3 separate regions of the Mus musculus genome follow, and regions 2 and 3 are each linked to region 1. A link is a loop called in an ENCODE intact Hi-C map of the cell type or tissue named here. Cell type or tissue: left cerebral cortex. All regions are shown on one strand.

Evidence for each region. Hi-C counts contacts between places; a loop is a spot of excess contacts. Peaks named below come from ENCODE experiments on the same cell type or tissue, not always from the same donor. Only the 100,000 strongest peaks of a DNase experiment are listed, where the experiment ranks them.
Region 2: it touches region 1 in a loop (2.3-fold over the local background); 3 of 42 quality-filtered maps call a loop at or near these places.
Region 3: a loop joins it to region 1, with 2.4 times the contacts of the local background. A loop is called at or near these places in 8 of 42 quality-filtered maps.

What each region holds. Positions count from the first base shown.
Region 1 is chr11:95,681,467-95,689,466 of GRCm38, forward strand. It overlaps Gm29873 (a long non-coding RNA gene), which reads right to left and starts at 5,806. Exons shown (of 3, transcript XR_388979.4): 1 at 5,722-5,806; 2 at 4,737-4,846; 3 at 1,178-2,650. In left cerebral cortex, CTCF peaks have their summits at 4,748 (motif pointing right), 5,996 (motif pointing right) and 7,563; DNase peaks (open chromatin) are centred at 4,739, 5,993, 7,167 and 7,723; H3K27ac peaks cover 746 bases.
Region 2 is chr11:95,955,043-95,963,042 of GRCm38, forward strand. Igf2bp1 (insulin-like growth factor 2 mRNA binding protein 1) reads right to left here. Exons shown (of 15, transcript NM_009951.4): 15 at 2,121-8,000. Among named protein-coding and RNA genes, the nearest start is that of Mir3063, 4.3 kb to the right of the region's middle. In left cerebral cortex, CTCF peaks have their summits at 2,579 and 4,299 (motif pointing left); no DNase peak of the experiment used is centred here; H3K4me3 peaks cover 222 bases.
Region 3 is chr11:95,849,152-95,857,151 of GRCm38, forward strand. It overlaps Gm38959 (a long non-coding RNA gene), which reads right to left. Exons shown (of 3, transcript XR_880173.3): 2 at 6,980-7,074; 3 at 5,836-6,068. Among named protein-coding and RNA genes, the nearest start is that of Gm38959, 5.3 kb to the right of the region's middle. In left cerebral cortex, a CTCF peak has its summit at 4,764 (motif pointing left); a DNase peak (open chromatin) is centred at 4,763.

The DNA.
Region 1 (8,000 bases):
TTCATTTAGATCGTGGAGTGAGAGCTGACCTGGGACTGAGAAATGACCAGGACTGACCTCTTACCTTACTTAGGAACAAGGCGGAAGCAAGCACTTTCTCCTCTCCCCGCCTGACCTCACAGGGACCCTTAGGAAGGCACGAAGGCCCTGTCTAACCGGGACCCTGCAGTTCCTCTCCCGCAGGGCCAGGCTGATCAGCAGGACAGATTTGGGGTGGAGCTAAAGGAGGGGATCTCCCAACATTTGTACACCTTTCACCTTTCACCAGACCTACGCAGGCTCTAGTCTCTCACCTCCCAAGAAGGGGAAGGTCCCCTCCAAGCCAACACCGAAACTGGGTGTCCTCACACTCCCAGGCCTCCTATCTCTTCTTACTTATACATTTGCTTATAAGACCGGGGAGGCCTGCAAATGATGAGGTGCCTGACTCAGGCACACTGAAGACTGCAGCAGAAAGAACCTAATTTCTAATAAGTTCCAGACCACCATCCACTCTCCAGCCATCCCCTTTTCCTGCCATTTATTACTTTGGACACCCTTGGGAGGAGGAGGCAGGAGGCTCCCCTCTCTCCCTCAGGCCCTTTTAAGGACCCTTGTGTTTCCTGCATTTGGCAGGAGATTGGGTTTCGTTTCCAGGTGTCTGGGAGTCCGGACTGTAAAGCTGCCTGTTGGTGACTGGATCCCTCCTGCTTCAGGGCAGCCCATGGGGTGATGGGCTGGCTAGGCCCTTGCTGGCTTCGCTGTCGGCCTCCCTATCACAGATGGCAGAGGTATATCCCGGTAGCAACCTTGGGGCCTCTCTCTGCCTTCACTTCCGCAGAATAAATCTTTTCACAAATGTTCAAGAGCTGTTAAGTGGCTTCTCAGCCCCTCTGATGGCCTCTGGGTTTGTGAGACTATCACAATGGGCCTTTATCAACGCCATTCTACCCGCCTGGGATGGAGAGCCATGGCCTGGCCTTGCCTGGCCAGGGAGAGAACAGGAAGTGGCTTCCTCCCTGTTGGCTCCACAGGGATGAATGGTTTCCTTGTTCGGGCTCAAAGGCTTACATGCTAAGATGTGGACCTGGATGAGGGAGGAACAGAAACCTCAAAGGCTTGCTGCCATCTTTCTCACTTCTGAGAACTTGATCACTTCACAATGGTGGGGCAGGGTTCTAGTCACTTCTATGTGGGTTTCTTCAAAAAATGAGGAAGACGATGGACCATTTGTCAAATAGTGGTGAATGACATTTGTTATTTTTTAATCTTTGATTAGAGGCAGTCTCCCATGTAGCATAGGCTAGCCCGGATCTCCTCTTTCTCCTTTCTCTGGCCTGAGTGCTAAGTCACAGGCACGATGTGCCACCATGTCTGCTTTGTAGATGCCATGCTATTCTAATGAGGCCTCCCAGCACCTGCAAGGGGAGTTGTGTAGTTAGGACCTCCCCGGGACCTTTGCCATCTGCCATCAATTTTGGGTGAAGCCACCAGCCCTGTGGGAAGTAACCTGGGTAAGGAGGTGGCTGTGGGACAAGGCTTGTTTCATCAGTAGCACCTCCCCTGAAAACACTGATCCTCACCTTCATTTGCCCCTCCCCCCATACCTGTGCTACAGCTCTTCTCCCCTCCTATTGGACAGCCTGCCCTTCCCAACACCCACAGCTCCAGGTGCCCTGACCTTTGAGTCTTGATTCGTTTGCTTCTCTTGGGCAACACATGGTCCCTTGTCCCCTATCCCCACTGTCTCTTCCTGGTCTGAGCAACATGCATCCACATTCCTGGGAGGCGCTTGGCATTCTGCACTGGAGTGCAGTTTGGTGTACATGTTTGTGAACATACGTATGTGTATTCTCTCCTCTGCCATAGCTTAGGCCAGGAAACCCTCCCTCTTCTTGTCCCTTTGTTCTTATGGGAATCCGTGTTGGTCAAGTAAATGGAAAAAGGAACCGAGCTCATGGTGCTGAGTTAGAAGACCAAGCTGGGAGCTAAGGCTCTAGCTCTGGGTGAGTGTGGTTTTGTTTTGAGGCAAGGTCTCATGTATCCCAGGCTGGCCTCCAACTTATTATGTAGCTGAGGATGGCTATGACATCATCCTTCTGCAGTCTATGTCCCAAGTACTGGAAGCACACAGATTTTGTGGTCTCTCAGTTAGGCAGGATATCTGCTAACAGTACCCCTTCAATTCTTGGGGGTTATCCCTCCCTCCTTATCTGTGCTCCTGAGTGCTCCAGCCACAGCATCGAAGGTTGCAGCAGAGCCCAGTGGTGGCCCACAGAACCTAAAACACTATCCCTCCCTAGGGACTAGGAAACATGGCTGACCCCTGACTTGGGAGATCGGATCGTCTCAAAGGGAAGACCTCTGGAATCTGGAGGCCTTGGGCCCCAGGGAGAGTTATTAGATACAGTGTATTGTGTCCAAGGCCGCAGTGGTCTGAGGAGTAGTCACACTGAGGCTCTTACGTGTGGCATACACCATACCACCTGTTTGCACACTTGTTCACTGACTTACACACATGTCCAAGGCACAGAAGGAGAATGGGGGAGCAAATGGGGCTTTGGAAGGAAGAGGAACGCCATAGTCGCCAACGGATCTGAGGAGGTCTAGATGTCAAACACCTCTACTTTCCTGGCTTTGTCCTCTGGGAGGTATTTGCTGCTGGACCATCCTGTCAATGCAAGAAGAGACAAGGAAAGTGATGAGCCCTCTTGACCCCCCAAAATCATGGCTTCTAGCTTAGGTCATGTCAATCCTCGACAGTCAGAGACTCAAAGAGAACCTGCAGAAGCTCTTTGTGGTAGATTGTGCCAAACCTGACCTTTTCCAGTTTGAGGGATTGTCCCCTTACCCTGAGCCACCACCTCTGACTTTGTCAAGGTCCTCTTTAGCGCGTCTTTCCTCCAGGCTCCTTTCCTATTTAATGGTACTCCACTAACATCCCAGACAGCAGGGAACAGCGGGGAGTTTTCAGCTCCTTGGGAATGCTTCTTCCTTTAGGTGTGGAGGGCCAGGAGTCCTGCTGGGCGTCCCACAGGATCAGGTAGGCCCAGGTCTCCACACTCTGTAGTGCTGTCCTGAGGCTCCTGCTCAGCTCTCAGTTCCAGTGTTGACACTCAGCTTGGAGATCCTTTCTTTGCACTCACAGGTGCCTTACAGCCTCTTCTTCATGCCTCTCACCAGTAGTTTTGTTACCAGCTAGACTAGACTAGTCAGGAAGCCAAACACCACCTTCTCCTTTGAAAGCCCCTCCTGCCAGTGAACTCAGCAGTGCTCACTGCCAGGATGAAGATGGCCACTGGGTGGGACTTCCCATGGGCTCACTCAACGGTGACTCAAAGTAGAGGGAAAGTTGTAGAACCAGAGAGATCTGGGTTTGAATTCTGGCTCTTGAGAGAACTCTTATCAGTTACATAAATTCTACACTCTGGGTTTGTTTGTTTTTTTAAATATGTGTTTACACTTTTTAATGTTTTCTTTATGTGCATTTATGTGCACTGGTGTTTTGCCTGCCTATCTGTGTGTGGGTGTTGGATCCCCTGGAACTGAAGTTACAGACAGTTGTGAGCCACCATGTGGGTACTGGGAATTGAATCTAGGACCTCTGGAAGAACAGCCAGTGTTCTTAACCACTGAGTCATCTCTCCAGCCCCTGGGTTGCTTGTTTGTTTTAATTAATACATAAAAACAAAACTGAGAGAGCTGGGGATGTAGCTCAAGGGGAGAACACGTGTCTAGCATGCACAAACTCCGGGGGGGGGGGGGTCCCACCTGCAGTAACTCACAATAAAAAACAACTTCAGTTTCAACAACAGCAACCCCCCTGAGGCTATGACTCTTGTCATTTGGATACAAAAGGATTAAAGGCTTAGTTTCTAATGCAATGCCCCGTGGTATGATTTGGGGAAACTGGGTGGATCATGGGGGCTCTGACCTAATCATGAGCCAGGAAGAGTGGATAACAATACTCTCTACATAAGCATCAAAGCTTGAGTTCACATGCCCAGCACCCATATAAAAAAGGCAGGCATGGTTTTTAGTGCCTGTAACCCCAGTGTGGGCTTGGATGAAGACAGAAGGATTGCTGGGCTTGTGGGCCACCAGCCTAGTCAGAAAAGAATTCACAAGCTCCAGGTTCAGTGAAACATCCCACTTTATGGAAACTCAGAGTAATAGAGTAGGAGACTGGACTTAGACATCCCCCTTTAGTCTCTGCATGTAGGCTGATAAATGCACACTTTATATACATGCACACACACACAGGATTGATCCATTGATGGATTCCCAAGTTAATGACATTGGGAGGCCTCGTTGGAGGAAGTCACTCAGCGTGGCCATGTGGCCTTTGCCCCTCCTCTCATTCTCTGCACCCCCAACGCCCCCAGCCGGTACGAGGCAAGCAGTGACCCTCCACATGCTCCCTCTGTAGTGATGTTTCTGACCATGGACTGAGGCCTCAGAAATCGTGAACCCGACTAAACCTTTCTTCCTTTAAGCTGATTTTCCTCAGGTAACGTTTCGCAGCAACAAAAAGTTGGTTAACATCTCCGTATGACAGTGCTGTTGCAGGATGAGCTGCGAGGCAGGGAAGCTCTCGCTATCAGAGTGCTGAGGGATGTTTCCACCTCCCACGGAGGCCTTAGACACTGCTGTGGTTTGTGGGAAGGCTCTGTGATGGGCAGGCTTGGAATCCAGTGGTTTATTCTCAGGAGTTATTCACTCATAGGGGCCAAACCCTGAGCCAGGCGTGACTATACCTGCTTTTCTCCACCAGGTGGCAGCAGCCTGATTGCCATCGAGAGTTCCAGTCTGGGTGACATGAACAACTTGTTCAGAAAAAGATCCATCTGTTCTGGCCTGGCCAACACTGAAGATAAGCAAATAGGTTAAGGTGACCCTCTGAATATTGAGTTCCTGATAGAGAACCCCTTGGCATCTGTGGTTGTAAATATACTAACAAGTTCTAACCACAGGCCAAACTGGTGTTATCCATGTTTTACCAGGGGAAACCAGAACCTCTAGGCAGGCTCTGGTCTCACCTGTTGTGTGTCTTAGACCAGTGAGGCTTTCAGGGTGCTGAATGCGCAGGTTTTAGTGGCCTGAGGTCAGTTTCGGGGGGGCGGGGCTTATCCAGTTGTTAATAAATTTATAGGACACAGAAGGGACATCGGATTTTCTTTCTGAAACCCCCAAAGATTCCCTTGCAGTTTCCCAAAATACTTGGGAGCGGAAGGAGGATCCATCATGAAATCTGATAGGTCAAGTGTTCAGGGAGGCTTGACCTGCAGACTTGAAGGTGTTTTTAATGAGTGGACAGGCCTGAAAAGGCAAATGTTACACTTGAGTTTTGTTTAATCCATTCATCCAGCAAGTATGTGCAGTCCTAGGTCAGATGCCTCAGGGGATAAAAATGCAGATAGGACACAGGTCCTTTGTCCAAAGGCTCCATCCAGGGGCTTGGAGAGGTAGCCTAGCAGTTAAGGGCACTGGCTTCTCTTCCAAAGAGTCCAGGTTTGATTCCCAGCCCCACAAGGTGGCTCACGTCCATCTGTAACTCTAGTCCCAGAGAATCAGATGCCCTTTTCTCCACCCCAGGCACCAGGCACACACAGTGGTGCACAGATATATGTGCAGAATCAAACAGCAACAGCCAAACCCCCACACACACATACATAAAATAAATAAAATTTATCCCCGCATGAAGGGTGAGCTGGGCCATTTTATTAAAAAACTTTACATTACCGATTTTCTTCTTCTTTTCCTTCAGCTCTCTGCTCTTCATTATCTGGTTCAGGCTGAAAATTAAACCACGAGGCAGTGAAATAGGGAAGAAACGGAAAGGGGGTGGCTGGAGCCTTCAGACTTGTCACAGGGATCCACAAGGCAGAATGTGGATCCTCGGCACTGTTTCTAGTGTGTTCGGATCTGAAAGGGAAGCATCGGCCTCTCCTCCTCCCTGCCAGAGCCTCAGGGAACCCTGGCCCCAGCCCCTCTCTGCACGTCTTCACACGCCAGAAGAGGGCATCGGATCCCTTTACAGATGGTTGGGAGCCACCTCCGGACTTAGGACCTCTTGATTGTCAAAGACACAGAGAAATGTAAAAAAAGAAAATAGACTAATGTCTCTTTGCCCTCAGGTAATATTATACATATACATACATAAATAATAATGAATATTTGTTTTGAGGAGAAGGATAATCAGGTGCTCTAAATATGAACTGTTTTCTGCAAATAATTACAAAAAGACACATAGAGGCTAAGAGTTATGTGCACTACTGAATGTTTTGTGTTGTTGTTGTTGTTGTTGTTTTTTTTGGTTTCGTTTGGTCAGAGAGGGAAATTTAAGAAATCAAACAAGTTATTTGGGGAGGAAGGACCCATGAGGGAGAAATGGTCAAGAGTATTTCACTTTTATGATCCTTCTATGCTATTTGCATTACACTGGTGTGTGTGGGGGGGGTTGTGTGTGGCACAGCACCCTTGTGAGGACTTTCAAGAGCCAGCTCTCACAGGGCAGTGGTGGTGCAGTCTTTAATCTCAGCATAGGGAGGCAGAGGCAGGCGGATTTCTGAGTTTGAGGCCAGCCTGGTCTACAGAGTGAGTTCCAGGACAGCTGGGACTACACAGAGGAACCCTGTCTCGAGGGCTTCTATAGAGCTGCAGAATCAATCCCAGGTTCTCTTTTCCTTCATGTGGATTCATGAAGAGTTTTTGCTTTTGCTTTTGCTGTGTTGCCTCTAATTGGCTTTTACGACTGCCGACAAATCTTAACCCTTGTTGTCTGCTTCTTCAGAGGACCCCCAGAGGTCCCTGCGCTTGGTTTTAGCACAGTAACCGATTGTACCCAGAAAAGACCTCTGTCTTAAGGAGGACAGTTGCTCTGGGCCCTTAGCATTCCCAGGGACTTAGCATTGAGAATCTATGCCTTTGGCTTCTTTGGGGAAGTTGCTGCCTCTCTTTCCAGATCTGCGGGCTTAGCTGCTTGGGGCCTGCTCTCCCGAGTACCCATTGCTCTGGAATGGAACCCGACTCCCAACCGTGGAAAGTGTGCTCCACAGCAAACCCACTCCTCAGGACTCAGACTCCTCAAGACCAGATTGTTCTGTTTGACTGCTTGCTGTACGCGCTGTGCCATGCGGCTCTGAGAGTCACAAACAAACAGGAAGCCAGTCCACTTCCTCTTTGCTGAGGCTGGCCGCAAGTCTTTATCAGCTTGTTAGCCCAGAGGGGAAGGAGCAGCCAGGATTCAGAAAACAACTTCCTGCTAGAGATCATAAGGGATTTTGGTCCCACTGCCAGGAAGGGCTCCCTACTTCATGGACCCGTTGGCCCAGGTTGGCCAGACTTCCTGACAATGAAAGTCTAGCTGCTATCTCCCCCAGTGGGAAGGCTTTTCTGATAAACGCAACCCTGCCTGGGTCCCCTTAGCCTCCAACACTCTGACATGAAACACCTCTGAACTTTCATGAAGCAGCTCTTTAGGGGACAGTCACAAGAACGTGCTGTCCCTAGAGGCAGCACTGACATATTTTCTTGTGCCTCTCTCAGTGTCTGCCCCACACAGCTCTCCCTGTTCACTGGGATGCCCAGTTCATGCTCACAGACTATACAAGCAGTCTCAAAAGGGGGCACCAAGCAGAACTGGCTCCCGATGCGGCAGGAAAGCACTGCTGCATGAGACCGTGGGGCGGCTGACGCAGAGGGAGTGGTGGGGACAGTTCCAAGAGTGTGAAACTGTGGTGTGGCCAGGGTGGAGGCTGGAGATGAGGACTACAGATATATTTGGTGCAGTCAACAAGTCCTGCATGCCACTGGTGCACGTGGGAGAGAGGCTGCCTAACTGAACAGTCCCTAAGGCGTCAGACAGAGAGACAGGGTACATTCAAAAGGAACTCAGGTTATTACAAATACTGCCAGAGGGGCTGAGAGATGGCTTCCAGTTGAAAGCTCTTGCTGCTCTTCTGGGGAACTCTGGTTCCATTCCCCGTGCCCACGTGTTGGATAAGAACCCTCTGTAACTC
Region 2 (8,000 bases), 270 kb after region 1:
AAGATGGCTAAGAGGTTAAGAGCCTGTATTTTCCCAGAAGCCCCAACTTCAGTTCTCCGCATCCACATCAGTTCATATCTGTCTGGTTCTCAAGCTCCCAATGCTGTGGCCCTTTAGTACAGTTCCTCAGGTTGTGGGGACCCCGGCCATAACTTTCCTTTTCTTATAAGGAAAACATTTCATTGGGGCTGAGGTTCCATCCGTTATCATGGCAGGCCATGAGGGTGTTCAGGCAGACACAGTTCTGGACAAGGAGCCTGAGAGTTCTGCATCTCGATTCCCCGGCAGGAGACTACATCCAATAAACTTATTTTTGTTGCTACTTCACAGCTGTAATTTTCCTACTGTTTTTTTGTTTGGAGACAGGGTTTCTCTGTATAGCCATGGCCGTCCTGGAACTCACTCTGTAGACCAGGCTGGCCTCGAACTCAGAAATCCGCCTGCCTCTGCCTCCCGAGTGCTGGGATTAAAGGTGTGCACCACCACACCGGCCAACACCCGGCTTTTGCAATCTTTTTTTTTTTTTTAATTTTCCTACTGTTATGAATCCTAAAGCAACTCTGTATTTTCTGATGGTCTTAGGCAACCCCTGGGAAAGGGTAGTTTGACCAATCCCGGGGTCGAGGTCCACAAATTGACAACTTGTGTGTTAGCTCTTCCTGCCAGGATCTCAGATGACAACTGCCCTCCAGAGCATCTCTCACTTTGTAGTTCAAGAGTTTCTGTGTAGGGCTGGTGAGATGGCTCAGTGGGTAAGAGCACCCGACTGCTCTTCCGAAGGTCCGGAGTTCAAATCCCAGCAACCACATGGTGGCTCACAACCATCCGTAACAAGATCTGACGCCCTCTTCTGGAGTATCTGAAGACAGCTACAGTGTACTTACATATAAAAAAAAAAAAAAAAAAAAAATTTCTGTGTAGACCAGGCTGTCTTCACACTCTGCCATCTGCCTCCCAAGGGATAGGATCAAAAGGCCACCATGCCTGGCCATTTCTCACTTTTTAAGCTTAGGATTTAACTCAAACTTTAGAAGCCAAATCCTCGCCAGGTGTGCTATTATGTACTCAAAATGCCAACAGTGAAGACTAAGTAAGAGCAGGTGATTTAGTCTGAGGCCAGCCCAGGTGTGGAGTGAGAGCCAGATGTGGGTGGGGGAACATCTGTAATCCAGCACTTGAGAGGCAGAGGTAGCTGGATCTATAAAATTCAAGGCCAACTTGACTATTCAATGAGACTAGCAAAGGGGCCAGAATGGCCGGGTGACAGTCCTTACAGTCCAGTAATGGGTAATTATGAATGGTCTCATTCTGCCCTTTGCAGAAGAACTGGTCACAAACGCGCCAGAAAGCATCGTGCTGGAACAGGAAGTTGATCAGTAGACCTCGAAGAGGAATCCAGAAAAAGCTCACCTACCTTCCAGGACAAATCAATGGTTCCCACATCTAAGTCAAGCCAACTCCCCTTTGGTGGCCTCAAGGCCCTCACAGCTAAGGGTTGAAAAACCACTGAATTTTCATGTGGCCAATGATGGTTGAGCCCAGAAACTATAGCCCAGGCAGTAAAAACAGACTTGGCGCTCTATGCTATAAATGGCAATATTTTTGTTGGAGTTTGCCAAACAAGAAACTGTGGTAAGAACAAAGAGGAGGAGCCACTAAGACAGGAGAGCAGGGGAAACCCTTCAAAGGCACAACATTGCAGACCAGGTTTGAAACACAAGGGAAATGGCTGCCGGGTGGGTTTGCTCCGACTGGCCAGGCTGGGCTACACAGTGAGAATGTACATCAAAAACCAAATGGGAAAAAAGCTGAGTTTGAAAGTTACCTCTTACTATATTAGCTACTTTTATTCCTGTAATAGATGACAAAACAACTTAGTATTGTAACCCAGTGTTCTAGGTCTATCAATGCAAAGGCCTGGCAGAGCAGAGCTGCACCTCATGACAGGGAGAGCAGAGGCAACCTGGCTCTGAGCATCCTATCCCAGCCCAGCCTAGAGGGGGTCAGGCCAATCTCCCTGCTCTCCCTGGCAACTCTCTGGGACTCTTTTCCTAGCAAAGCCCTCCCCTCATCCCGAGCACCCAAGCTCCCCAACTCCCAGAAGCACAGACACACTCAGCTTTCAATATAAGTTTCCTTTTATTTTGAGGCTGAAAACAGTGGAATGAGATTGCTTTGTGGCTGAAACAGCTTTCCCCCGGAAGGGACCCCCGGGAGTGTTCGTTCATCCATTCAATAAACAAACTAGCCAAGTCCGAGCCCGCTGCCCCTCCCCCAGCTTCAAGAACAGAGAAGGGAGGGAGGAAGGCACAATCAAATTCAGGGTCAGGATGGCCGGCAGAGTTCTGGTAAAATACAATCCCAAAGTTATCGCAATTACAGAGTCTAACAGTCACAAGCAGCAGCCCCCCAATGCCTCCCAGACATCCACTCAGAAAAATAAAGCCCTCCCCGGAAGCCGTGTCCTCGGACTGCCTATCAACCCATTCTGCCAGAGTGGGCTCTTCTCATTCAACTCTGGTTTCGGAGAACAGAATCACGATTTCTGAAGAGAAGGGAGACTCCAAATGGTGGTAAAAGGTATTTATTCATCATGCAAATTTATAATCTGCTTAAATTCATTTCCAATGAGCTTATAAGCAGTGGTTCACATAAAACTGTGGTCACATGAGGTTCCCTAACGAGTCCAGAAGCACCCCTGCCCAGTGCTCCTGTTTGAGATGTCCAGGTCACCTGGCCAGAGCTGTGACAGGAAGCACAGGTGAGTCTCACTGGCACTCCTTGGGGTGGGGATGTGACCAGACAAGGAGATCACTGGGAAAGCCGTATCATTACGTGACATGTGACAACTGCCAAAGAGGAAACCATATGTATGGGGGAAAAGAGTGTAGGAAATTAATCCCATGGTTACTGGAAATTGTCTCCCTCCCTTAAAAGAAAAAAAAATTTTTTTTGGTTTTTATTTTTTTTTTTTTTAAGATTTTTTGGAAAGTATTTTTAAGGTAATAGTTTTTCCTTTGGAAAAAGAAATCTTTCCCCCGCCTAACCTAAGCAAGTGGAGTTGCCACTACCTAAATTTCTCTATATTGTTTTGCTAAGAGGTAGATTAAAACCAAAAGTGAAACAGGCTTCTATAAGGAGGTCATTTAGGGGTGGGGAGGGCTAGGGCACCTGGCGGTGGTCAACTACAAAGGTGGCCTGAGCGAGCCTGGTAGACTGGACCAGGCCCCAGGGCAGAAGGATCCTGCTCTATCTCAGAGCGCGCCCCCTCCCCCCATACACACACACACCTCCCGAGGGGACTCAGTGGAGGCAGAGGATCTTGAAGAAACCCTGTTGAAGAGGCCCCGGTTCCCAAGTTAGGAGCTGACTAGGGGATTCCAGGCCGGACCCAGAACCACCCTCCATCCAGCTCTCTAGGGAAGGAGCCCATTCCTTTCCTCACATCAAGCTTAAGCTTAAGCTCTGAGAGAGAGGGGGAGGAGCTGGAGTGAAGGGATGAGAGAGTGGGGGAGGAGAGCAGAAAAGGGGATGGGGTGGGGGGGAGGGGACACGAGATGACGGAACCCTGCCAACCCGACCAATGTGAGTGGGGACCCGGGCAAGCCTGCCCGATCCCCATGACAAACCTAGTGTGGCATAAGCCAAAACTCTCTCCTGGCTGGGATTCATCCCCGAGGCATGAGTCCCTGCCCTCATCTCCAATCTTACTGTGAGGACTGAGGTAGTTCATCCATTTATACTCGTAGTATTCATCATCTGTGATTATGAAAAACACACGCTCCAGGAGCATCCTGCTATTTAAGAAAAACAAATTCTCTTCTTTTGTCAGTCCATAGTCACCCATTTGAGGGCATCCGTAATGATACCACATCAGGCCGTGCAGGGTTGAGGCTTTGGCCTAGCCTCTAGACCATGAAGCATGTGGCCTGTCCCGGATCTTGAACCCTCACTGAGATGTATCCAAAGGAAAGAAACACCATGTTTCAGCTGGTATTACTCTATGTATGTCTGAATACAAGAACAACATTCTGCACCTAAACCATTGAGTATCTGGAAGGAAAATGGCTTTTACATCCCCTGGCATTGATGAGGGGGTCTCTTCCTGCAATGTCCTGCCAAGCTGGTCTCCTTCTATTGGTTTTCAACAAACAGGCAAAAACAGTTGTGTGGTCTGAATGGCAAAGCCACTAGGATCTCCCCCAGGAGCACTTAGGACAAGGAAAGGCGACCTCGTCCCGAGAGAGGGGGAGAAGAGTTGCCTAAATCGACAGCTCCTCCTGGGGCTCAGTTAGGCTTGGCGCCCTCTGGGGCTGAGGTAGTTAATAGCACTGCTGGTTCCCAGTTTGGCAGAGGGTGTCTGGGAAGGGAGGAGGGGAAGGCACCCTTGAGAGCTAACTGAGGCCCCTCCTCACTGCCAGTCTGCCAGGCCTGAAGGGAACTCCACGGTGCCATCTCTGCAGTGGGGACAGGGGAGGAGAGCAGTCCCACAGGGAGCCCAAGAGTCCCTCCTTCCCCAAAGTGCAACAGGACCCCCTTTTCCCTGCTCCCTAGCCCTGGGCAAGCACCACACCCCAATCCCCCAGGAACTTAACAAGAGTGGTGCTTGTCTTTAGTGTAGTCTCCAGGACCCTCCCCCTCACAGACAGGCCTAGGAGATGTAGAAAGATGGCCGGCCACTGCTTTGTCTTAGAAACAGCCTCTCAGCCTCTGTCTGTCTGTCTGTCTTTGGCACAAAGGAAAACGGACATACAGAACCAACTGGAACATCCTGTCCCAGCATCCTCGGGGTTTTGACATGGTGTCTCCAGCCAATAGCGAGGCAGGAGTTTTCCCCAAAAGCGGAGAGTTTAGGGAAATGAAAGACAGAAAGGACCGGAAAGAGTCAAAGGCCACACGACTTCCCTCGTACCTAGACCTCCTTCCAGCAACTAAGTCCACAAACTGCAAAAGGCAACCAGACCCCAGAGGGGGTTAAAGCCACTGCGGTGTAAGCGGCAGATGCAGCTTCAAAGTCAGTCAGTGAGTCAAACCATTTGGCTTTTTATGTGTTTCCAAGAATTTAAAAAATAGACCCAAGAGATGATCCTTTCATTCATAAAACTACGTGTGTAGTGCACACACACACACCTCTATACATAGACCTCTGAGCACAGAAGCAGTTTCTTCTAAAGGTTGCTTTTCTCAACTGTCCAAATATCCCAAGTGCTTTTTGTAATAATTTGCCATCTTACCTAGGACAGGGTTTGGAAAAAAAAAAAAAAAGAGGTGACAAGCAGGGTAAGGAGCTGCCCTAAGATCTGGCCTTTGAGTCACCAGACAACCCAAATAAGCCAGGCTCTCCCTTCCTGCTGACCTCTGCCCCTAGTCCATATTCTTACTTTCATTAGGAAGCCAACTTTCACAATCTTGCTGCTGGGCAAATCCAGCCATGAGTGGAACCTTGCCTAGTCCATGTAAGTTTTCAGGTCCCTTGTCACACATGTTCTGATCTCTTCTGGGAGCTCAATCAGCTAAAGGGAAGGACTTGGACTTAAGGTGTGAAGGGGGCAGGTCCCCAAGGAACAGACGCTCCAGCAATCTCATTCCAGGTACTATGGGATCCCCCCATGGTCACTTGAACCAGGTATCAAAGCATGCTTGCTGCAAGAAATCCACTTGAAATCACTAAATGGCCGATGTCTGAACATTGTCTGCTTTGAATGGGAACAAAGCACATAGAGCCAGGTGGGAAGCTTAATTCTACTGGCCTGTTACATCCTAAAGACTGTTTCTCTCTTTGGACTAAATGGTCTGGAGCCTATGAGAGACCGTGGCTGTGATGGGGACCAAGTGGTAAGACCCTGTCCCAACCACACTCAGCATTTCCTCTTCCTCCTCTTGGCTACCCACCACTCTAAAACCAAGAATGCCCTAACAGGTCCACTTTTAGAATGAAGCAGATCAACCTAAGGAGGCAGGGAGACGGGGAGGGCAGTTATGGAGGGTCCGCTGGCCTTGTGGTCTATGCAGAATGACACAGACAAGAACAAGGTGGGGTGGGAATGAAACAATAACCAAAAAATCATCAGGAAAAGCACTGTAATGACAAACCAGGTGGCCCGATGGGAACAGAGTGGCCTTGTCTTTCCCATAAACGGAGTCTTGGCTCCCATATTTTTAAAGAAATACAGGTTTCTTTTAAAACAGTATTATTTTTTAGTTATTATTTCTTTCCTCGATAAAACGGAGGCAATATCATAAAATAACAGCACCGCTGGTGGGAAGAGCCGGCTAAGGTACTGTCTCACCAGAGGGGAGGAGGGGTGCCCACAGTTTGACCCCCAAGGGCTAAAGCTCTGCTAGATCTTAAATCCTACTTCAAGGTCAGAGTCTAGAACCCAGGGAGGACCTGGGCTCCTTGGAGTTTTCCACTTCACCATGGCCTCCTCCCCTGGATCCAGGCCCCAACCCCCACCTTTCCCCCACAGGGCCTTTTCTCCACAGAGCCCCAAAAGAGTTACTGGCTCATGTTTTAAGAAATTATGAAACATAACTTTCTCATTTTTTCTTTTCATTAAAAAAATAAAATATTCAAGACTATCAGCTTCTCTTTTGCTTCGCTTTTCTTTTTTTTTATATAAAATATCAGCAAGCCGCAAAAAAAAAAAAAAAAAAATTAAAAAAAAGAAAGAAAATTAAAAACCAGGATTTAGGGAACAAAAGGAAAACCATTGCTGAGGTAACTTCACACCTTGAGGTAGTTTACTTCGCACAGCACTGCCTGACTCCGCCCACACGTCACGGTAGCTTTGTCACTGTTGTCCTTGCAATATCAGGAAGCGGGGACCCCGAGCACAGGCAGAGAGGCCTTCCTTTCTTCCCAGCACACTTGACAGCATTGTCCAGGGTAGCTAAAGTGCATCACCTGGCTAATATGCATTACAGTCAGTACAGGATCGGGAGGGAGGCTGAGCCTCACTTAACTGATGGCCGCTGCCCTCCACAAGGGTTAACTTCCAACAGGATCTCAGTGAGCCTGGTAAATTAATAAATTAAGTGTGCTCACCCCTCTGTGCATAATGCGGCTGGTACTCTGGTTTGTTTTCAGGCACACCTTTCATAATAACAATGACATTCACGGAGGCATAAGCAGTCAGTTAAATACTCCTCTAGATAAAAACAGAAGCGACATTCTCCAATTTACTAAGTTTGCCAGATGATGGACTAAATTTTAAGCTTTATCAGGAGCTCAGGGTTGGGTTGTAGTCCGACCACCACAAGGGAACAGTGCCGTGGTGGGGACACACACACCGCAACAGCTGCCTCAGCCCTTGTCAAAGCACGCGGGTGGAGCGAGAGCACCTTTGGGCCACTCAACTCCTCCACAGAACCGAGACTTTACCAAAGGGAGCTCACACCCCCTTCCCAGAGCTCATATATCCCATCATTAAAATAGACTTTAAAAAATATATAAAATCCGCCTGAGAGAGAATGGTGGGAATCAGGGACCGTGGTCAGCCCTACCCTGAAGCACGCAGCACCACTCCCCTGTACCAGGGCACCGTGCAGGACTCCCAGGGTTACAGGGGCATAAGTGAGGTGGGGAAGCCCCAGCTGGCCGGCCAGGAGGAATTTCTGCTGTGCCAATTTTTCAAGATCTGCAAGAGCTCAGCCATAAGGCATGCTTTTTTTTTTCTTTTTCTTTTTGTGATGCCAAGGATAGAAGCCAGGGCCTCGTCCGTGCCGGGCAAGCACTGTGCCCGGCGAGCTCTATCCTTAGCCCAAGGACTCCTTTTAAACGTGGATCGGTACATACTGTAATTATTAACTCTCTCCTTTATATCTTGCTGTTCCTAATGGTTGGTTAAGGAAAAATCAGAATTAGACTATCCAGGATAGGGCTCTCCAGAGTTAATATTGTAAACAAAGCTGTGTTCTAGCCCTCCTCCCGCCCCTCCCCCACCCCAGCACAACAAGGCTGAAACAGTGTGAATGGATCCAGGAAGAGGTAAGTTACT
Region 3 (8,000 bases), 170 kb after region 1:
GATAGTTCTTGGGGGAGACACAAGATAAACAGCAAAGGCCGTAGGTAGTTTCCGGGACGGCTTGAAGAGTTTCCTTGGGAAGTAAAGTTTACAGATCTTGACATCTGATTGGTGGAGAGGAAAGCATATATTCATGAATGACAGCTGTGTTAGTGAGAGTGAGCTAAAGGGACTGATCTAATAGATTGTGTACAAAGGGAATTTGTTAGCTTGCTTATAGAATAAGGGCTGGGAATTCCAAAAGTGTCCATCTGTATGCTAGAGAGGCTGGTAACATTGTAGCTACTTGGTCCACAAAGCTGGATGCTTCATCCTGGGAAGACTCGGAAGTTCTCTGGAGAGCAGCCAGTTATTTTTTGTTTTGTTTTGGTTTTGGTTTGTTTTGGTTTTTTTGGAGACAGGGTTTCTCTGTGTAGCCCTGGCTGTCCTGGAACTCACTCTGTACACCAGGCTGGCCCCGAACTCAGAAATTTGCCTGCCTTTGCCTCCCAAGTGCTGAGACTAAAGGTGTGTGCCACCACACCCAGCCTCAACTTGCTTTCTTATAGAACCTAGAACCAGCCCAGGGATGGCACCACCCACAATGGGCCCTCCCACCCTTGATCACTAATTGAGAAAATGCCTTACATCTGGATCTCATGGAGGCATTTCCTCAAGGGAGGCTCTTTTCTCTGTGATAACTCCAGCTTGTGTCAAGTTGACACAAAACCAGCCAGCACAGTAGCTCAGGCTACGCTTAACCACCAGATCCTCCTGCCCCAGCTTCTTGAATGTGGAATTGACTAAAGTGTACACACTATACAAGTGTACACACAACTTCTGTTTCCCTAGCACCATAAACAATGCCAGCTAATTGAGCACAGAGCACATCTTCCTCTTAATGGAATTGTGGCGCTGTGTCTTTCCTCTTGTGCCCAAGCCTCATTCGAGTAGGTTAAAAGGACAGAAGCAGGGGATGGTGAGATGGCTTGTCAGTAAGTGCTTGTCCTTGCAAGTACAAAGACACGTTTTTAAAAAAGGCAGGCGGCCTGTGGCAGCATGTTGGCACACACCTTTGATTCCAGCACTAAGGAGGCAGAAGCAGGGGGATCTCTGTAACTTTGAAGGCCAGTCTGGCCTACATATTGAGTTTCAGGACAACCAGGGTGTTATACTGAGAACCTGTCTCAAAGACACAGAGAGAGAGAGAGAGAGAGAAAGGCAGGAAGCTGGGCAGAGTAATAAACATTTGTAAATTCCATCTCTGAGGGTTTGAACCCTGAGAGGTGGGTACCATTGGTTCCTCAGAGCACACCAGGCGGTTCTTCCAACGGCACCCAGCCTGGGCACAGTGGTGTCACCCAGCAAGGCTGGGACACTACACTGGGTCTTTCCCAAATCTGCCCGCCACACTACAAAAGCCACTCCTGGCAGATTCTGATCACACACCACGAGGCCATCAAACCCTACCACCATTAGCTTCTTGGCTTTTTGAATTTTTTCGTTCTGTGGTTTTATTTATTTGTTTGTTTTGTTTTATTTAGTTTTTTGTTTTGTCTTTTTTTGGTTTGTTTTTGTTTTTGTTTGTTTGTTTGTTTGTTTGGTTGGTTGGTTGGTTGGTTTTTGGTTTTTCAAGGCAAGGTTTCTCTGTATAGCCCTGGCTGTCCTGGAACTCACTCTGTAGACCAGGCTGGCCTCAAACTCAGAAATTCACCTGCCTCTGCCTCCCAAGTGCTAGGATTAAAGGTGTGTGCCACCACTGCCTAGCTTGTCTTGTTTTTAAGACATCCTGACTGAAACTTCCCCCACTGCTCCATTCCACCCAGTCCCTACCCTGCTCAGTGGTTTTATTTTGAGCTATTTTTAGATTTACAGAAAAATTGCAGAATTGCAAAATAAAACAATTCCCCTATGCCCTTTCCCAAGCTGCCCAATGGTAACCTCTTGTATGACCATGACCTTTATTAAAATAAAGAAATTAAGAAATGGGCATGGTGGTGCAAGCCTGAAACCCCAATCACGTGGGTAAAAGAGGCAGGAGAATTACCAACAAGCATGATGCCAGAAAGTTCTACATTGTGAGTTTCGGGCCAGCCAGGGCTGCACAATGAGACACTGCCTCAAAGGAGCAAGCAACAGTGGGGCTGGAGAAATATGTCACTGAGAAAAGATGGCTGCTGCCAAGGTTGGCAGCCTCAGTGGGATCTCCACAAGGTAGAAGAAGAGGATCAAACCTTGAGAGTTTGCTCTGACATCACAGAGAGGGCCTGAGCTATTGAGTGTGTGCACATGAGTGGATGGATACACACACACACACACACACACACACACACACACACACACACACACACAATGAACAGACAAAAGCAAGACATTAGCATCAGTACAACACTATTTATTAAACTCAAGACTTTGGATTTCTCCAGGTTTTCACTCTTGTGATTTTTCTGCTCTAGGATTTGTCTTGAGTCTATTGCCTTCCTTTTTCTGTCTTTTTTTTTTTCTGCGAAGTTTTTTTTGGTTAAAGACAACATGGTCTAAGACATTTCGGCTGTCTAGAAGATACTCCATGGTTCACAGATATTGGAGAATGCAACACTAACTCCCAAGTCACTGCCTACTTCAGTAGGGACAATCTGCAGTTCTCTCTGTGACCTGTCACTAGAGAACTGCCTACTGTTTTCAGTCTCTGGATTCACCTGCCCCCCCTAAGTGTCTAGTCTCAACATCTGCCTACATCTCTTTGTCTTCAGCTCCTTAGTCATGCTCCATGACTTTGACCACCTGGCCAGAACCCTTAAAACTTCCAAGGAAGTGGAAAGGACTTTCAGGGCCACCCTGAGAGCAGCAGTATAATTCAGCCATCCTTCCAGATGTGGTTAGAAGAAAGAATGGTGTGGGGGTAGGGAATAGAGGAAAGGACAGACAGAGGAAAGCACCCAGGATGCTCCCTTCTTGGATGATGAGTGAGCAGTGATGCCACAGGTACAGATATCCTCTGCCACCCTCCTCTCCACCTCCCATCCCCCACCCGCCATGCACCCCCAACCCACCCTGCTCTCCAACTCACCCAACCCACTCAAACCACCCCTTCATCCACCCCCAAACTCCTGCCCCAAAATCTTCCCACACACTCTCCCAGAGATTCCCCTACACTCTTCCTCTTAATCTCTGTGCCCTACTCCATCCCAATCACTGACAAATGGCAGCTGATCTTCCAAGAGTGACTGAGATTGCTTGGGAGGGCTGTGCACGGTTGAAAGAAGGCGGCCAGACACAGCTTGGAGGAACCCCAGCAATTCAGGGCAGCCCGAGGAGGAAGGGCAGTGAAGGGTACTGAGAGTGGTTGGGTCAGAGAAGTGGAGACTGCCCAGCAGAGACCAGGATCCTCAGCCAGGAAGGAGGCGTGCTCTTCAGCGTCTCCAAGTCCTGTTCAAGTCATATTGGGCTAAGCCATCTTCAAGTTTCAAATGCTTGTTTTCTTTTCGAGAGGGGGTCTAATGAGACAGGGTGAGCTTCTAACATGCTAAGTAGTGGAGAATGGCCTTAGATGTGATCACATTGGTCTTCCCCTCTCAGCTCCTCAAGTACTGAGATTATAGGCTTGTACCCACTGTGGGATGTGCTAATTCCTAGCGACACTAATTCTCCATGGCTTTAAAGCTCTCAAACACTCATCTGCATAGACTTTATTGCCTCCCTCTGCCACAGCCTTAGTTAAAGACCCTTACCTGGAGGCTCCCCTTCTGCTCAGGGCTTTCCCTGTCTCTAGTTCATTCTCTCTATAGAAGTTGGTCTTCATTTAAAGCCTTTCTTGGTTGTTTTGGCTTTTTTTGTTGTTTGTTTTTGTTGCTAGACAAGGTTTCTCTGTATAGCCCTGGCTGTCACGGACCTTGCTTTGTAGACTAGGTTAGCCTGGAACTCAGAGATCCACCTGCCTCTGCCTTCCAAGAACTGGGATTAAAGGCATGGACTACTATGCCCACCTTGCTTTGGCTTTGAGACAGGTGTTCAGTACTTATCCCAGGTTGGCCTGCAACTTGCTATACAGTCTAAACTGGCCTCTATGTCCTCCTGCCTCAGCCTTCCAGGGGTTGGGATTAGGGGATTCAATTTTAATATTTTCATCAAGATGAGATGGCTCAACAAATAAAAGTCGTTGCTACACAGGCCTGGTTACCCAAGTTCAAGCCCAAGAATTCACAGTAGGAGAGAGCTGACTCCTGAAAGTTGTCCTCTGACCTAGCGTCCATTCCATGCACACACACGTCTGCAAGCTGTGCACAGATCATCCCCCACAGAATAATAATACGGATTTTTTCTTTTTAATTTTGCATGTATAAGTGTTCTGCTTATATGCACTGTGTACATGTCTGTTGCCTATGGAAGCCAGAAGAGGGCATTGGATTCTCTGGAACTGAAGTTGTAACCTGCCATGTGGATGCTGGGAATCGAACCTGGGTCCTCTGCCAGAGCAGCAAGCTCTCTTAGCCACTCAGTTGCCTCTCTAGCTCCAATTTCTTTTTTCTTTTAAGGATCTCAGACTCATTGAGCGCAGAGGTCAAGGCTTGCTTTAACCTCATTGACCTTAAAGTTGCTGGCCAACAGGTATGAAAGGAGTCTGTGTTCTGCAATTCACAGACTACGAGCATGCTAGACTGTGTGATAAGTGGGGCACATACATTATCTTATCTGCAAGTGGAAATCAAGACAAGGAAGGGACAGCTTCGGGAAGGTAGTATCTAAATGCAACTTTGCTGGTGCCAGTGCGCTGCCCTCTGCTGGTGACTCAGACTGGGACCTCATGCTACAGCGGGATCCTCTAGTGCATTCCTGGAAATGAGTCAATGTCCATTCTTGGGAAGAAAACCATGAGGAAGGACTTCTCAGACTGTTGTGAGAAAAGAGAGGCTTTCTCCCAAAGCTACAGGGGCTAGGAAGAGGGGAAAATGGGACCAGAGAACCTGGAGCCTGAAAAAGAACAGAGGGATAATGGGAAATACTAGTGGGTTTTTGTTTTGTTTTGTTTTTGTTTGTTTGTTTGTTTGTTTGTTTTTGGCTTTTGGAGACAGGGTTTCTCTGTATAGCCCTGGATGTCCTGGAACTCACTCTATAGATCAGACTAGACTTGAGCTCAGAGATATACTTGCCTTTGCCTCCCAAGTGCTGGGATCAAAGGGGTGTGCCACCACCATCCATGTACCAAGGTAGTCAGAAGAGGACATTGGATCCTCCAGGAACTGAAGTTACAGATGGTCATGATCTACCATGTGGGTGCTGAGAATCGAACCCAGAGCTCCTGCAAGAGGAATGGGTGTTCTTATGCTCTTAACCACTGAACCATGCTTCCAGCCCAGATCATGTTTCTTAACTTATATTTCAGTGTGTGTGTGTGTGTTCGTGTTGGCCAATGACTAAACAAAACAAACAAACCAACAAAAACAAAAGGGAGGAAACCCCTGGAAAACTGATTTGAAAGCTTTGTCTTGCGCGCCAGACTCGACCAGCAAGAACTACACTGCAACAGGATCCTTCTGCACGTTTATTGGGAGAGCTTGATTGCAGAGGCGAAAAGACCCTGAGCCCAGAACTGGTGCTGCTTATATAGGCCTAGGAGAGGCGTGTCTCACACCCGGATTGGTTATGCACTACGCCTCATTTGCATGTTCCTCATCTGATTGGCTACTCTCTCTCTCTGTACCTCACAAAGCCTCATTATCATACCTCATTTGCATGTCTCACATCTGATTGGTTATACTCCCAAAGCCTCATTATCATGCCCGGGCCAGGCAGTGTTTGCAAAAAACTTTACTGCATTTGTACACATTGATTGTTTGTCCAAACTTATGCGTGGTGGCCAGCAGTAGTCAGTGCCACTATGCAACGGCACATGTGGCTTCCCACAGCTTTGGCCAGGAAAGCTCTGAGCCGGAGCTGATGATTCCCTGCCAATGGAAGCTGAGAAGGCCTGAGATGCCATGTGTGGTGCCCAGGCTCCTCCCACGCGCAGAAACCTCTGACGCCACAGCAGACAGGGTCTTCGAGTTCTCCGGGAGATTTCTAGGCACCAGAAGCTCCATCGCTCAGGGCTGTACCATTGATGAACAGCAAAATCATCAGAGTGCTCTTCCTAATTGCCCCTCGAACTTCCACCCCTGAGTTCCCATTGCCTCTGTCGCAACCTAGACTGCGAACGCATAAGCAAATACATTAAATAGCCGTCTGTGCTTTCTAAGTTTTCCCCGCCATTGCATTACTGTTTCTTCTTTCTAGTATTTGCGCTTCTAGAATTTCACTATCTTGGTTGTCTTTCGAGAAGTCACCATTATTGGACGTAGCACAGACTGGTTCAGACATGGATAGAAGTTTCTGTCTTCTCTCACATTACGTGTGTGTCTTCGTGTGCCTGTCGAGTTGGGACGAGGTGAATGTGTGTCATGTGTGTGCGTGGAGGTTAGAGGACAGCCTTTGGGAGCCACCTCTGTCTTTCCTCTCTATACAGCTTGCAGGCCACCAGGCTTGTGTGGGGTAAGTGACTTCACCCACTCAGCCATCTTCCCAGCCTCTTTCTCTGACAGAATCTCACCCTGTCCTCACTCTTGCTGTGTAGCTGACGATGACCTTGCATTGCTGAGCCTGCTGATCCTACCTTCCAAGTACAGGGATTACAGGCCTGTGACAATACACCTAGCTAGGGCCTTTCTGCGTGTTGTGACAATACACCTAGCTAGGGCTTTTCTGTGTGTTTTACTAATTCTCGAAACACTGGCAGGCAAAGGCACCATGGTTATTCTTTTTTTTTTTTTTTTGGTTTTTCGAGACAGGTTTTCTCTGTGTAGCCCTGGCTGTCCTGGCACTCACTTTGTAGACCAGGCTGGCCTCGAACTCAGAAATCCGTCTGCCTCTGCCTCCCAAGTGCTGGGATTAAAGGCGTGCACCACCATGCCCGGCTCATGTTTATTCTTTTACCAAAGAGGCTTAATACATTCAAATTGCTTACCTGGCTGCATCTTGCCAACTGAGGAGGATGGATTGTTATCCAGGTCTTTGTATGACACCTAGACTTCACCTGGCCTTGTAAATACATCCATATGTCTAGTAAAAGCAAAACCATATTGCTGGATCGGTTTTGTTTTAGACAAAGTCTTTTAACTATTTTGTTACTTATTTATTTTGAAGACAGGGTCTTTCAGCACAGTTGGGATGTTCTGGAACTCACTGTGTAGACTAGGCAGCCCTCAGATTCACAGAGATCTTGCCTGCCTTTGACTCCCAAGTGCTGCAATTTTTTGAGACAGCCTCTGCTGTATCCCAGGCCAGCTTTTAACTCCCTATTAGAGTTGAGGATGACCTTGAACACATCTTTGTCCTGCCTTCACCTCCTAAAGATGCTCTGGGAATGAACATGGGATTTTCTGCATGCTAAGCAAGCACTCTACCAAATGAGCGACTTATTTTTAAGGGTATGAGTGTTTTGGCGAGTGTGTGTGTGTGTGTGTGTGTGTGCGTGTGTGTGTTTACCATGTGTATGCAAGCAGTGCCTGAGAAGACAGCATTGGTTCCCTGGAACTGGAGTTGTGAACAGTTGTGAGCACCATGGAGGTCCTGGGAATCAAACCCAGGTCCTCTGGAAGAACAGCCAAGGCTCTTATTTTTTGAGCCTGGACAGTCTGAGTATGTGCTGCTGTCCCTGACTGGCCAGATTTTTGTTGCCTAATTCCAATAAAGATCTTGCTTTGCTGGACTTTTGTGACTGCTTGCGTTGTTTTGGTTTTTCCCGACTCCAACACCGGGTATTGGTATACAGGGATGTCCCATGATGCTGAGCAGTACCTGTCGGTTTTGTCTTATTTACACATCTGTGCCTACGTGAATGGACCCATGTATGTGCAGGTGTCAGGCCAGGGCCCATGTGTGTGTTCACCTCTATGTGTGTTCTACTGCTAACCTATGCTCCTGCCTGCCCACCTTATCCCATGTTCTTGGAGACACTTAGCATTGTCATCGGGTGGGTGTGACCT